Linked DNA regions of Homo sapiens: region 2 is linked to region 1. The links are chromatin loops, found by intact Hi-C in ENCODE. Cell type or tissue: heart left ventricle. All regions are shown on one strand.

Region 1 (5,000 bases):
AACAGAGGGATCGTTTGAGCCCAGGAGTTCAAAACCAGCTTGGGCAACTTAGTGAGACTTCGTCTTTACAAAAAAAAATTTAATTAAAAATAAAAAATCAGCCAGGCATGGTGGCAAGTGCCTATAGTCCCAGCCACTCAGGAGGCTAAGCTGGGAGGATCACTTAAGCCCAGGAGGCAGAGGTTTCAATGAGTGGTGATCGCATCACTGCACTCCAGCCTGGGTGATAGAGCAAGATCTTGTCTCAAAATAAATAATTGATTAGAGAAATAATAAAAAAAGAACAAAATAAAAGTCGCTTCTAATTCACATCAGCCACCCAGAGATAAGTGCTATTGACACGTTGGAGCATATCCTTCAAGGCATTTTTCTCTCTGTCATCTATCAATGCATTAAAAAGTTCCATTTTTAAAAACTAACAAGGGATTGTATTCATATGCAAAAATTCAAAAGATACCAAAAGATTTACAGTGGGTCTTCTCCCTCTAATCCTTAACCCCCATCCCCAGCTTTAAAACTCCAAGCTTCCCTCCCCAGAATCCATTCTGGTTATCATTTCTTGGGGATCATTACAGAGACATCCAGAACACAGATAAGCAAATATGTGCGTGGATTCCTGTACTCATTTCTCTAAATAGAAGCACACCACACACCCTGTTCTGCACTGGGATTTTGTTTTTTTCAACTTAGCAATGTACCTTGGCAGATCTTTCCAGATCAGCACTAGGAGAGCATTCTTTGCACATTCCATTGTCTGAATATAATAATTTATCTAACAAGTTTTCTGGTGATAGTCACGGAGGTATTTCCAGGGTTTTTCTGCAACAAACAATGCTGCAATTAGTATCCCTTTCACAGAAGTCTTTCCATGTATTCAGAGCTATTTCTGATGGATACATTCTTAGCAACTGAATCGCCCAGTCATAGGGCAGGTGCGTTTAAACATTTTGACGCTGGTTGTCTAAATGCTCTCTAAGGTTGTACCTACCAATCGTCATTTGCACCGGCAACCTCCGTGAGCTCTGGTTTCCCCACGTCCTAGCCAAGGCCAAGTATGATTGGACTTCTTGATCTTGGCCTTGCCGATAGGGGAAAAAGGTGTTCACCATAGTTCTAATCTACATATTCATTGTTTATATGTTAGATTGGACATTTAAAAAATACGTTCAAAGACTGTTTATATTTCTTTTCTGGTGGCAAAGCATTCAAATTGTTAGTCTATTTTTCTCTTGGATAATTGTCTTTTTGTTGATCTGCTAGGGATTTTTATATACTAAGAAAATGAGGTATTTGTTTCTCATACATGTTATGAAAGTACATATTTTTAAAATATAGATATATCAGGCCGGGTGCAGTGGCTCACACCTGTAATCCAAGTACTTTAGGAGGCCAAGGTTGGAGGATCACTTGAGTCCAGGAGTTTGAAACCAGTCTGGGCAACATGGTAAAACCCTGTCTCTACTAAATATGATGGCAGGTGCCTGTAGTCCCAACTACTTGGAAGGTTGAGGTGGGAGGATTGCTTGAGCTTAGGAGGTGGAGGCTGCAGTGAGTCGTGTTCACTCCAGGCTGGTTAACAACCAAGATTCTCTCTCTCTCTCTGCGCGCGCGCGCGCACACACACACACACACACACACACACACACACACACACACACACACAGATAGAGTGTTTGTATACAATGTTTCTGAGGCCTGTGGTCATTTGATAATATATTGTGCATCCTTTCCCATATCTGTATTTCTTTGCAGCAAAATTATTTGTTGATAGTCAGTGAAAAAAATCACTCTGAGTACACTGGAAATTCATCAAACACAAGTGGCTATGAATTGCTATGAACACAGCAATAACAAGTATCCGAGAGGAGGCTTGTGAAGCATCTCGTATGTTTCATCTGTTTATGCACTTAATTTAATCCTAAGCATCTCGTATGTTTCATCTGTTTATGCACTTAATTTAATCCTAAGCATCTCGTATGTTTCATCTGTTTATGCACTTAATTTAATCCTCCCAACGAAACTGTGACATAAATAACATCATCCCCATTCCAGATGAGGAAACTGAGGCCCAGGAGAGTCATGGGATGTGTCCAAGGCCTCCCAGATGGTCAGTGGAAGATCTGAGATTCAAACCTATGTCAATTTGTCTTTGAAACATTGGCTACCGCCTTCCATGACCTTAAATTCCCACATTCCCAACTAGTCTGGATTAAACACCCGGAAGGTACGTCCTCATCCTCCCCTCCCACCACCCTGGGCTGGGAAGAGTCATGTAGTTTAGGGCTGGGCCACCAGGAGGCGCTAGGGACAGACACATTTCTTGCCTGTTGTATGGGGCTGGGAGCAGGCTGGGGCCAGGCACCCTGGGACGGGGCACTACTTGGGGCCTGATGATCCTGAGGGCTGAGGTGGCTCAGGCCAGAGGGAATGGCTCCTGCCACGTCTAGAGGGAATCACCTCTGGCAGCCTTCAGGGACTCCTAGATATCTGGCCATAGCTCAGCCCCTCTGGGGACTTGGACTCCTGTAGATCCGGGTTCCTCAGCCTCAGCACGTAGTACACGGGGCGGAGTACACGGGGCAGCAGAATCTTTTGCTGATCTGTCCTGAGCCTTGCAGGCTGTTCACAGTCTCCCTGGCCTCTACCCATAAGATGTTGGTAGCCCCTCCCCACCCAAGTTGTGACAACCCCAGATGTCTCTAGACATTGCCAAATGTCCCCTGGGGGGCACAGTTGACCTTGGTTGAGAACCGCTGCTGTGGACGCTCAGGGTAGGCAGATCACACACATGACGGGAGCCAGCCCTGTGTAAGATAATAGCAGCTCACACCTAGAGAGCCCCACGGAGAGAAAATCATTGACACTCTATGAGGTGGGGACTGACACCACCTCTGCTTTACACATGAGGAAACTGAGGCCAGAAACGTTCAGTGACTTGCACGAGGCCACACAGCCGGTATGTAGCACAGCCGGGGGTTGAACCCAGGCCATCAGGCTCTAGCATCTGTGCCCCTAACCACTCAGGCAAGATGCATTGCTGGTCCATCGAATCCACAGGAGTGTTCTCCATGGCCACAAAGAAATACTTCTCTCCCAATTTCCTCTTTACCTAAGTTCATTTTCCACTTTTGACCAAGAGCCACCTGTAAGAGATTTTTCATTTTCCTTGTAATGGTACTGAGAAAAACACCAGCCCAAACTGCCATGATAAATGGCAGTGGACACAACCCCAATAGCAGGACTGCATTGTGGAGCAGTGGGGACCGTGAGCACTCAGAGGCTCAGCCCCGTCAGTCCTGGTATATTATTTCCTGGTATGGGTGCCGGCCCAATTTTGCAGGAGAAATCAGAAATCTAGATTTTTAATGTGAAATTTCCTAATTTTAAAATAATGACAATTCAAAAAATTAAAAACCCTGTGAAGATCAAACAAAATATGTCTGCAGCCCAATTTACCCTGATAACTGCCAGTTTGCAATCTTTCCAAAGGGCACATTCAATGTCCAGGAACAAACCCTGAAAGGTGAAACCCTCTTAGTGCCCTCTGCCTTTCATCATTATTTATTTAGTTAGTTCTTTTTGTATTCAGTCACCCATTTATTTTATGCATGCATTCCACCCACCCAGTCATCCACTAATTCATTAATTTGCCCATCTGTTCATTCATCCCTCCATCCATCATCCATCCTTCACCCACCCAACCATCCATCCATTCATCCATCCACCCATCTATCTGTTCATCCATCTCTCCAGCCATCATCTATCTCTCATCCATCCATCCATCCATCCTTCCTTCCATCCATCCATCCATCCTTCCATCCATCTGTTCATCCTTCCATCCATCCACCGACCCATCCATTCATCCACCCATCCATCCATTCATCCATCCCTCCATCCATCATCCATCTCTCACCCATCCATCCATCCTTCCATCCACCCACCCATCCATCCATTCATCCATCCCTCCACTCATTATCCATCTCTCACCCATCCATCCATCCATCCATCCTTCCATCCATCCATCCACCCATTTATCATCCACTCACCCATTCATCCATCCATCCATCCATCCATCCATCCTTCCTTCCATCCATCCATCCACCCATTTATCATCCACCCACCCATTCATCCATCCATTCTTCCAGCCTTCCATTTGTTAACATCTACTTTAGTGGAAATGGAAAAAAAGATGACAAATCACAGACATCACAGACAAGGATAAAACCAAATGGTGTTAAAATCTGCGTGTGTGTGTGTGTGTGTGTGTATCTCACTGTCACCCAGACTGGAGTGCAGTGGCACCATCATGACTCACAGCAGCTTCAACCTCCAGGGCTCAAGAGATCCTCCTGCTTTAGCCTCTTGAGTAGCTGGGAGTATAGGTGCATGCCACCATGCCCAGCTAATTTTTTAATTTTTGTAGAGATGAGCTATCACTATGTTGCCCAAGTTGGTCTTGAACTCCTGGACTCAAGCAATCCTCACGACTTGGCCTCCCAAAACTTTGGGATTATAGGCCTGAGCCACCACATCCAGCCCAAATGGTATTAAGTTCAGACTCTGTCATTGATCAACTGGGCAACCTTGGGCAAATTATTACACCTTTTGAGCCTCAGTTTCCCCGTCTGTGAAATGGGGCTAACAGTAGTACCTTACTGCTTGCAGGCAGGTCTTCAGGGTTAGGCAGGTGAGGCGAGGTAACATACGCGAGTAGGGGGCAGGTGGTGAGGCCCTTTTTTTTTTTTTTTTGAGGCAGAGTCTCGCTCTGTCGCCCAGGCTGGAGTGCAGTGCCACGATCTCGGCTCACTGCAAGCTCCGCCTCCTGGGTTCACGCCATTCTCCCTCAGCCTCCTGAGTAGCTGGGACTACAGGCGCCCGCCATCATGCCCGGCTAATTTTTTTGTATTTTTAGTAGAGACGGGGTTTCACCGTGTTAGCCAGGATGGTCTCATTCTCCTGACCTCATGATCCGTCTGTCTCGGCCTCCCAAAGTGCTGGGA
Region 2 (5,000 bases), 500 kb after region 1:
CAGGAGAATCACTTGACCCTGTGACCCTGACCCTGGGAGGCGGAGGTTACAGTGAGCCGAGATCGTGCCATTGAACTCCAGCCTGGGTGACAGAGCAAGACTCTGTCTCAAAAAAAAAAAAATATATATATATATATATATATACACACACACACACACACACACACACATATACACACATATATATATATGCACATATATACATATATATAAAACGACCCAAAGACATGTAAGAGTTTCACTGCTGATTGAAATAGTCATCCTGGTTGTCTCAGGGACGGGGGATAGGGGAGGCAGGGAGGGAAAGGGGGGCGGGGGGGTAGGAGTAGGAGTGGCTTCCATTTTCTTCTTTATATTTTTCTTCCCGGTTATTTTTTTTTTAACAAGGGGCATTATAATTTTTAACACTGTGCATTTTTGCATATTTACTTTATTATACCTTACCTGCGTGTTCATGTGTGTGTGTATATATATTTTTATATGCACGTACACTATTATTTTCTAAACCATATCAGAGTGGATTAGAGATGTCATGCCCCTTTACCCCTATACTCTTTACTGTATGTCTGCTAAGAACAAGGACATTCTATTATGTAACTCTGATATCATTATCAAAATCAGGAAATCTAACATGGATCAATTACTTATTCCTTATTCCATAGGCCATATTCAACTGGCCCAATAACATCCTTTATAGCAACCCCCACACCCTCAAAGATTCAATTCAGGATCATGCAGCATTGCAGTGTTGTCAGGCATCTGTAGTTTCTGATGTTGACATTTTGGAAGATTTGTGGACTGTCCCTCAATTGCATTTGCCTGGTGCTTCCTTATGATGACACTGAGCTTGTATGTTTTCCTGCCTGGAACCACAGAAGTGGTGCTGCCTCTTCAGTGCATCCCATTGAGTCATCTATGGTCTGTTCCATTATCTGTGATAGTAACTTTCATCGCTTAGTTAAGATGGGATTAGCTAGGTTTCGCCACTAGCAGTGATTCTACAAAGTCACTAATTTTCCCTTTCTAAATAATGTATGTGATCATCTGAGACCATGTAAATAGACTAGTTTTTTGTTTTGTTTTTTGAGACAGTGTATCACTCTGTTGCCCAGCCTGGGGTGCAGTGACGGGATCTTGGCTCACTGCAACCCTCCACCTCCTCAGCTCAAGAGATCCTCCCACCTCAGCCTCCTAGCTGGGATTACAAGTGTGTGCCACCAAGTCTGGCTTATTTTTTACATTTTTTTGTAGAGACGGGGTTTCACCATGTTGCCCAGGCTGGTCTCGAACTCCTGGGCTTAGGTGATCTTCCCACCTAGGCATCCCAAAGTGCTGGGATTACAGGTGTAAGCCACCACGCCCAGCCCTAGATGATTTTTATAATCAGAAAAGGTAATCATCACTTTAAATTCTTGTAACCTGTAAGGGCTGAGCTAGTCCACCGATTCTAATCACCGGGCGCCTCCACCCCACCCCTGTCACAATGTGTTTGCTGTAGCACTATCCGGTCTTTTTTTTTTTTTTTTTTTTTTGAGACGAGTCTCGCTCTGTCAGCCAGGCTGGAGTGCAGTGGCATGATCTTGGCTCACTGCACCCTCCACCTCCTGGGTTCAAGCGATTACTCCTGCCTCAGCCTCCAGAGTAGCTGGGACTACAGAAGCATGTCACCACGCCCAGCTAATTTTTGTATTTTTAATAGAGATGAGGTTTCACCATGTTGGCCAGGATGGCCTCGATCTCTTGACCTTGTGATCCAACTGCCTTAGCCTCTCAAAGTGCTGGGATTACAGGCATGATCCACCGCGCCCTGTCTTTCCGGTTTTACATTACATAAGGACTTTCGAAATCAGCCTACAGATAGATTTCACCCGAGGCTTTTTTAAAGATACAGATTCCCAGGCCCCACCAATTAGAATCTCTAAGGCAGGGACCTGAGAATAGATTTCTGTAGCGAGTGCCTTCCAGGTAATTCATCTCTTCAGGCCAAATTAGGGAATCACTTCACTTCATAGTAATGTTTAGTCATCAAACATTAACAGCTAGCCTGCTGGGGTGGGGTTGGGCCCTGGGAGGGCTTAGGAATGGAGGGGACAAACAATAGTGACATTGGTAGCTCGCATTGATTAAGCACTTACATTGTGCCATGCTCTGGATTATTTCACTAAATTCCCACAACTCTACGAGAAAGACACTTATTAGCCCCATTTACAGATAAGCACAGATTAGAATAACTTGTCCAAGGTCAAGCTAGTGAGTGATCAGCTGACCCCTAGATCAGCTAGTGAGTGTGGATGCTGGGAATAGGAGACTCCACACAGTCTGTGTGGGGGACTATACATCTAATCGCACCTCTGCACTGGAATATCAAGTCTCACTTCTTGTCCTGGGCAAATGACCTCAGCTTCTCTGGGCTCCATTCCCTCATCTGTAAAGGTAATGCTATTTAGTATCCCTCCACCAATGCTGGCTAAGATAATTCCATGAGATCCACTTTCCTGGAGAAACTGAATGCCTGGTTTTGATCACCTTTCAGGGCCTAAAGTGGGGAGGATTAAATCAAAATTATTGTCAGGAACCAGGAATGAAAATAATTACCATCATTGTTGCTATTCTTGTATTCATAGGGCCCAGCTGAGCCCTGCATGAGACATTCAGCAGAAGACACCGCAGAAAGCCAAGGAGTAACAAGGGAGGAATAAAGGGACCACATTGAGGACCTGAGCAGGTCAGACCCCACCTGGCAGTAGCCATCTTGCCTGCCCACCTGTCTTGCCTCCTCTGCCTTCCAAGTTCCAGTTTCATGTGCTTCCGATTTGAGGCCCTGCCTCCCCATGGTGATGGACAACAGGAAGCCAGAGCCAGGGGGTGACACTGCCCCCTTCAGGCTCTCCTTACCGCTGCACCAGACTCCTTCCAGGGTGGACAAGCTGCCATGGAAAGAAAGTAACCACTGGAAATTCTTTTTTAGTTCTATTTCAATTCTAGGAACATTTATTGAGTCTACCCGGGGTCAGGCATGGAGGCCGGTGGTGCATAAGACAGACACAGCCATTACCCTCAAGAGCTTAATTTCTTGTAATTGGACAAATAACTTAATGAGAAGGTGTGAGTTGCCTGGCACAGAGCAGATGTTCAGAACATTTGTTCTGCAAACATGTCGAGTAGGGTTGCTAGAGTTAACCAATAAAAATACAGAATGCTCAGTTAACTGTGAATTTCAGATAAACAGCAAATAATTTTTAGGATGAACATTCCTGGCATTTACTTCCTGGCCTGCTTGTGCAAATTATTCACACTCGTATGCAATATTTGGAAAATATTTATACTAAAAAAGTATTTGGCCAGGTGCGGTGGCTTGTGCCTATAATCCCAGTACTTTGGGAGGACAAGGCAGATCCCTTGAGCCCAGGAGGTAGAGGCTGCAGTGAGCTGTGATGGTGCCACTGCACTCCAGCCTGGGCAATGAAGCAAGACCCTATCTGAAAAAAAAAATTTTTAAAAAAGGCAAAGATGGGCCTGGGGCACCAAATATTCCAGAGGAAAGGGAACGTGTGTACTCCTTGAGGTGGGGAACATGACCCACTTGAGGTGCAGAAAGAAGACTTGTATGGGGCTGGGCGCGGTGGCTCACCCCTGTAATCCCAGCACTTTGGGAGGCCGAGGCAGGCGGATCACCTGAGGTCAGGATGTCGAGACCAGTCTGACCAGCCTGAGAAACCCTGTCTCTACTAAAAATACAAAATTAGCTGGGCATGGTGGCGCATGCCTGTAATCCCAGCTACTCGGGAGGTTGAGGGAGGAGAATTGCTTGAACCTGGGAGACAGACGTTGCGGTGAAGCAGGTTGGGTTGCGCCATTGCACTCCAGCCTGGGCAACAAGAGCGAAACTCTGTCTCAAAAAAAGAAAAAAAAAAAAAAAAAGAAGGCCCGTGTGGTTGGAGTAAAAAGAGTGCAGAAGTAGATGTGAAAATATCAACCTAAATAACAGAGAGAGAGGCTCTCTAAAAGAGAAAGGGTCCTCAGCCTCCTGAGTAGTTGGGACCACAGGGGTGCATCACCATGCCTGGCTAATTTTTTATAGAGGTGGAGTCTCGCTATATTGCCCAGGCTGGTTTAGAACTCCTGGCCTCAAGCTATCCCTCCTGCCTCCACCTCCCAAAGTGCTGGAATTACAGGTATGAGCCACTGCACCTGGCCATATACAGTATTTTAAGATAACAACCAGAATCATGACTGACACAGTCACACAAGAAACATCAGACTTTTATAAATTGAATATAATCTTTAGAATATTCACATTAATTGGCCGGGCGCGGTGGCTCACGCCTGTAATCCCAGCACTTTGGGAGGCCAAGGTGGGTGGATCACAAGGTCAGGAGTTCGAGACCAGCCTGGCCAACATAGGGAAACCCTGTCTCTACTAAAAAATACAAAAAATAAGCCAGGCTGGTCGTGGGTGCCTATAATCCCAGCTACTCAGGAGGTTGAGGCAGGAAAATCGCTTGAACCCGGGAGGCGGAGGTTGCAGTGAGCTGAGACTGTGCCATTGCACTCCAGCCCAGGCAATAGTGTGAGACTCTGTCTCAAATTAAAAAAAAAAAAAATTCACGGCCGGGCGCGGTGGCTCACGCCTGTAATCCCAGCACTTTGGGAGGCCGAGGCGGGTGTAGCATGAGGTCAGGAGATCGAGACCATCCTGGCTAACACGGTGAAACCCTGTCTCTACTAAACAAAATACAAAAAATTAGCTTGGCGTGGTGGCGGGCGCCTGTAGTCCTAGCTACTCTGGAGGCTGAGGCAGGAGAATGGTGTGAACCTGGGAGGTGGAGCTTGCAGTGAGCCGAGATCGTGCCACTGCACTCCAGCCTGGGCAACAGAGTGAGACTCCATCTCAAAAAAAAAAACAAACTCACATTAATAAAATATCCAGATAAATTTAACTTTAGAAGAGATTAACATAACCAAAATTATGACAGATAATATTAGGTATCTATGAATTT

Evidence for each region. Peaks named below come from ENCODE experiments on the same cell type or tissue, not always from the same donor. Only the 100,000 strongest peaks of a DNase experiment are listed, where the experiment ranks them.
Region 2: it touches region 1 in a loop (5-fold over the local background); 6 of 110 quality-filtered maps call a loop at or near these places.

What each region holds. Positions count from the first base shown.
Region 1 is chr20:50,458,230-50,463,229 of GRCh38, reverse strand. No RefSeq gene overlaps it. Among named protein-coding and RNA genes, the nearest start is that of PTPN1, 50 kb to the left of the region's middle. RefSeq lists a silencer at 2,208-2,327 and enhancers at 2,539-3,039, 4,989-5,000. In heart left ventricle, CTCF peaks have their summits at 2,089 and 2,289 (motif pointing right); a DNase peak (open chromatin) is centred at 2,319; H3K27ac peaks cover 1,423 bases.
Region 2 is chr20:49,962,925-49,967,924 of GRCh38, reverse strand. No RefSeq gene overlaps it. Among named protein-coding and RNA genes, the nearest start is that of SNAI1, 18 kb to the left of the region's middle. RefSeq lists enhancers at 540-1,130, 1,131-1,722, 2,624-2,793. In heart left ventricle, a CTCF peak has its summit at 2,873 (motif pointing left); no DNase peak of the experiment used is centred here.